Regions from separate parts of the Homo sapiens genome. Here region 1 is linked to region 2. The links are chromatin loops, found by intact Hi-C in ENCODE. Cell type or tissue: ascending aorta. All regions are shown on one strand. Links, peaks and the distances in the headings refer to the core of each region. The heading gives the core; the rest is flanking DNA.

Region 1 (2,820 bases), core at 182-2,681, 77 kb before region 2:
AATCAAACTAACCTTAATTCTTTAAAAGCTTGATTTATCCTTTAGCAACTCTTTAAAACAACAGGGACCAGGAAGAAACACCTTTGAATTAAAGATATATAAATTCACCATTATTTGATTTTAAGTGAGCCAACTTAAGCATAAAATGAGATTGTTCCTTCAGGCAAACCACTTGCTATTGACACAAATGGTTATTTGACAAGGGATTTAGAGAAAGAAAAAAAAAAAAGAAAGGCAGAAGAAAAAACTAAAATGTAAACACTGCTTTAATCCTCTTTCTTTTTGCTTTTTGCTAGGTGCTTTACAAATTGTGAGTTAATACTGAGTATTTTCAGACTTTTAAAAACACTTACTTGATATTAAATGTTTCTAGATGCACATTGCTCTGGGTCAAATTTCCAAGTTTTATATTTGTTCAGATAATATAATTTAGATGACTTGGGAATTACTCTTCAAATTCTAGCTGGCTTTAAAACACCAATATCAACTTAATAGGATTTTACTGAATTTTAAGAATTTCAGAGACGTGAGATTTTTTCAGAGACACTGAAGATTCTCTTCAAAATCTGCAGCAGAATCTCCAGAGTTGTTTTTGTTTTTTTGTTGTTGTTGTTTCTGTTTTTTTTCTAATAAGTCATTATGCATCTACAGAAGCCAGCATATTCTCGGGAGTTTTAACAGATGACATTCTTTACTTTGCCAGCAAACTACTCCAGGATGCATAACAGACCAATGAATTACTCCAGCAGCGCACTAAATGGGGACCTGAAAAAAGTTAATGCACTTTTGTACATGCCAAATTTTTACAAAGTGGCCTACTTAAAAAAACAGATGACAACCTAGAGTACTAAACAAATTAAATTTCTTAATAACAAATATTACTTAACAATATAAAAGTAACAAAGGAAAGCAAATACACTTTGAAAAAATGTGGGTTTTTTTTGTTTTGTTTCTGGGGTTTTGTTTTTTGTTTTTTGTTTTTGACTTCTCAGGGAAAAGCAATCTGATAAAACCATTAAAACCTTCCCCCCACTCCCGAACTTGGCCATGCGAGGTGGCTGTAATCCCTGAAATCCCAGCACTTTGAGAGCCCAAGGCCAGCGGATCACTTGAGGCCAGAAAAAATTAGCTAGGAATGTTGTCGCATGCCTGTAGTTCCAGCTACTCCGGAGGCTGAGGCACAATAACTGCTTGAATGTGGGGGGCGAGAAGGGGGTGCGGATGGCGCGGTGGTGGGCGGAGGTTGCAGTTAGCCAAGATCGCGCCATCCGCCACCCACCACTCACTACTGCACTCCAGCCTGGGCAACAGAGACAGACTTTCTCTCAAAAAAAAAAAAAAAAAAAAAAAAAAAAAAGGAAACCTTCCACCCACTCCCTAAAGTATAATTTAAAATACAGAGGAAGGTTAGTAATTTCTGCATTTTGGTATTTGAGTTTAGCCAAGTGCACAATTAGAACAGAGCAAAGATTATCTTGCTCTTAATTGCTCCAGTAATACAAACTGGATAAATATGCATATGTATATAAAACTGTTTATTTATACAATTCTTCTAAATATGTAATTTTGTGTTTTCAGGTAAAAACACTGTGTATAATAGAATATGGGCTTGACAGTCGACAGATCTGGGTTCAAATACTGGCTCTGCTGCCTTCTAGTTTTGTGACACTGGGCAAGTTACTTAGTCTCTCCAAGCCTCACTTTCCTCACCTGTAAAATAAAAATAATGATAGCAATTATCCCGTAAGGCTTACATAAATACTAAATTATTACTCTACAAAATCACTTATCATTGTGCCCGCCATATGAGATGCTCTCAATAAATGCTGGCTTTAATAATAGTGACTATACTGTTTATTTTACTCTCATTAAATAATAGGTATCATTAAGGCAAAGATTATACCATACTATGTTATTGTAATTCTATATACCATCTAACACTGCATATATTACTCCCAGGCTTCAGTGACTGCTTTTCAAAGATTTTCTCTCCTTTTTCCTCTGCATGAGTTACTGACATATCCTACAATTCCCTAGATTTGAATGTCTTTGAAACTTGTAAGGAAAGTCAGCATAAAGCAGAGCTATCACCAAAGATTTATTTGAAATTTGAAAAATAAGATGTAAGGAAGGGATCCAGTTTCAGCTTTCTACATATGGCTAGCCAGTTTTCCCAGCACCATTTATTAAATAGGGAATCCTTTCCCCATTTCTTGTTTTTGTCAGGTTTGTCAAAGATCAGATGGTTGTAGATGTGTGGTATTATTTCTGAGGGCTCTGCTCTGTTCCATTGGTCTATATCTGTGTTTTGGTACCAGTACCATGCTGTTTTGGTTACTGTAGCCTTGTAGTATAGTTTGAACTCAGGTAGCGTGATGTGTCCAGCTTTGTTCTTTTGGCTTATGATTGTCTTGGCAATGCAAGCTCTTTTTGGGTTCCATATGAACTTTACTTAAATGTTAGACCTAAAACCATAAAAACCCTAGAAGAAAACCTAGGCAATACCATTCAGGACATAGGCATGGGCAAGGACTTCATGTCTAAAACACCAAAAGCAATGGCAACAAAAGCCACAATTGACAAATGGGATCTAATTAAACTAAAGAGCTTCTGCACAGCAAAAGAAACTACCATCAGAGTGAACAGGCAACCTACAGAATGGGAGAAACGTTTTGCAATCTACTCATCTGACAAAGGGCTAATATCCAGAATCTACAAAGAACTCAAACAAATTTACAAGAAAAAAACAAACAACCCCATCAAAAAGTGGGCAAAGGATATGAACAGACACTTCTCAAAAGAAGACATTTATGCAGCCAA
Region 2 (2,820 bases), core at 279-2,778:
GGCATGAGCCACTGTGCCTAGTTCCTTACTCCCTTTTTCTAAATCAAACTAAATATGCAGTTGAAGTAAGTTCTTAAAATGGTGACTCCATTATATATCCCTTGTTCTTAATTTAAAATGGATATGGGAGAAGGAGGTACCTTTTTATACATCTATGTTTCTTCTCCCACAAAAGAAAATGTCAAAACAAAGTTGCTGTTTACTTCTGTGTGGCCCTTCACTGATCTGTTTCTTAAGTCAAGACTTACTGGTAAGGCAAACGGTTTCATACTACCCACAATTGGTGTTAGGGACTGAATTGTGCCCTGCAAAAATTCATATGTTGAAACCCTAACCTCCCATTAGATTATACTGGAGATAGGTCCTTTAAGGAGGTTATTAAGGTTAAATGAGGTCATAAAGGTAGAGCCCTGATCTGATAAAACTTGTATAATTGTAAGAAAGAAACACCAGATCTCTCTCTCTCTTTCTCTTTCTCTCTCTCTCATTCTCTCTCTCTCCCTCTCTCTCTCTCTCTCTCTCTGTCTGTCATATGAAGAGATAGAGAAAGCAGCCGTCTGGAAGCCAGATAGAGAGCCCTCACCAGGAACCAAATCAGCTGACACCTTGCCTCCAGAACTGTGAGAAATAAATGTCCGTTGTTTAAGCCACTGAGTCTATGGTATTTGTCTTGGCAGCATGAGCTGACTAATACAATTGTTTTTAAAATATAGTCCTTCTTTATGAAAAAAGTTCACATTTTAAAACATTAGTTGTGTGATTTCAAGTTGAGCATTCACATCATTACTGAGCATGTTTGAACTTACTGAGCCTGGACAAAGAAGCAGCATAGTCCTAAGATACTTATACTTAAAACTGATCCATTATTTAAATCATTTGTCCAAGAGTTACCTGGCCATTTAAGATAGAAAGCCATTTTTCTGAAAAACTGAGATTTTGACAGAGGTTACCTGGATCCTTCCCACAAGAAACAAGAAGAAAAAAGACAGAATTCACTTGATTTATTTACATGTAAGTTTGGAATGCAGTGACTTTTTTCCTGAGTTATTTTATTCACTATCCAGTAGATGACCCTGCTACCAATTCCATCCACATCTGATAAAAGAAAAATAAATCACTTGCCCAGCTATTGGATCCAGAAACTAAGAAGAACCTAACATAAGAAAAATACTCTTTTTCAAAGTTTCTTTATTTTTCCAAGCTAAGAGTAGTGTGAATAATACTGCTGTGCAGCCACTCATTGGAGCTGTTGAAACATCAAATGACTTTAGAAAAATGACAGTGGTTCTAATTATTTCTCCACTGGGAATCTTTGGCTTCATTAAAAAAGGTAAATGGGTGGTTTGTTGGGCAAATGGCAAAATAAAACAAAAACGATACAGAGAATACCTCCAACCAGCACCTCCTTCTAGGTTCATGAAAGTTCAACACAATGTTGTGTGGTGACCTGTCGGATCACCTTTGAGAGGTGGAGAGTCACTGTGAACTCCAGCCTTCTCTGCCCATGAGATAAGCAGAGGAACTTGAGAAGAGGAAGCCTTGTATCTGAGCCTGACTCAGACATGCTTTTTCTGATTCAGCCATAACCTTTGCTTGGAAAACTGTACGTCATGGCCTTGGCGGGTCCCCAAGCTTCCTCCTTTGCAGTCTGCTATTTTTCCTCTAGCCTACCCAAAATAGCTGGGCAGAGATTTAGTACAGTTGGGATGCCAGTGTTTATAGGCCCAAGTGTTTCTGAGTTTCTTTCTGTGGGCAAGCACAGGTTTCTGCAGACCGGCAAGAATAAAAGGAAAGGTGGTTCTGGCCTTTTGGTTTTGCTTCCTAGAAAAGTTATAGATCCACTTTTCCTTCTCCAAAGAACCCCAGCATTAGAAAACCCTTACCATGTTTAACCTCCCCCTGTATCTTTTTTCATGTTCTGAAGAATTCTTTATCCCATTCTGAACCCAAGGGCTTAGAATTACAGTGTATCTTTACTAATGTAGTTAAATATATTTGTTTTCTAGGAACCTGCAAAGACAAAGAGGTTTAGAAGCTTCCTTCTGGAAATATTTCCGGTGTATTATTTCTAGTATTCTATTTTTAAATGCAAAGTCCAATACAGTCATGCATTGCTTAACAACCTGATACATTCTGAGAAATGTATCATTAGGCTATTTTATTGTGTAAACATCATACACGAATCTAGATGGCATAGCCTACTACACACCTAGGTGATATGGTATAGCCTATTGCTCCTAGGCTACAAACCATGTTACTACACTTAATGCTGTAGCCAATTGTAACACAATAGTAAATATTTGTGTATCTAAACATATCTAAGCACAGAAAAGATCAAGTGTTGCACTACAACATTACCACGGCTTCAGTGTTACTAGGTGATGGGAATTTTTCATCTCCATTGTAATCTTATGGGACACTGTTGTATTTGCAGTCCATCATTGACCAAAATGTCATTAAGCAGTTCATGACTGTGTCACAGGATCCTTGTGGTGTTGCTTCGCCAGCCGGCAGCACCTTCTGCTGAGAGTTGCTTGTGTCTGCTGGGCTTGTTATGCCCACTCAGCCCAGCAGGCTGCGCTCAGCTTGCACTACTGGCCAAGATCCCACACCTGCGAAGGGTAAACCAGGCACAGAGTGGAGAGGGGTGTGTGGACGAGTGAGCACAGGGTCAGCCACTGCACACAGCCAGACATGCCAACTGCTGTGGCGGGGCAGGCAGCTTCAGACACTGGCACAGGTGCCAGCTCCATGCAAGGCTGCAGCTGCTGGAAGCTTGGAGATGCCAGGAACCACAGAGCCCCAAAGAGGGTGTCACAG

What was found. A loop is a pair of places that touch in the nucleus more often than their neighbours do. Peaks named below come from ENCODE experiments on the same cell type or tissue, not always from the same donor. Only the 100,000 strongest peaks of a DNase experiment are listed, where the experiment ranks them.
Region 1: a loop joins it to region 2, with 2.0 times the contacts of the local background. A loop is called at or near these places in 1 of 110 quality-filtered maps.

What each region holds. Positions count from the first base shown.
Region 1 is chr5:90,056,342-90,059,161 of GRCh38, forward strand. No RefSeq gene overlaps it. Among named protein-coding and RNA genes, the nearest start is that of MIR3660, 41 kb to the left of the region's middle. In ascending aorta, for the core only: no CTCF peak of the experiment used is centred there; no DNase peak of the experiment used is centred there; H3K4me3 peaks cover 387 bases; H3K27ac peaks cover 360 bases.
Region 2 is chr5:90,133,510-90,136,329 of GRCh38, forward strand. No RefSeq gene overlaps it. Among named protein-coding and RNA genes, the nearest start is that of MIR3660, 120 kb to the left of the region's middle. In ascending aorta, for the core only: a CTCF peak has its summit at 2,600; DNase peaks (open chromatin) are centred at 1,612 and 2,603; H3K27ac peaks cover 2,500 bases.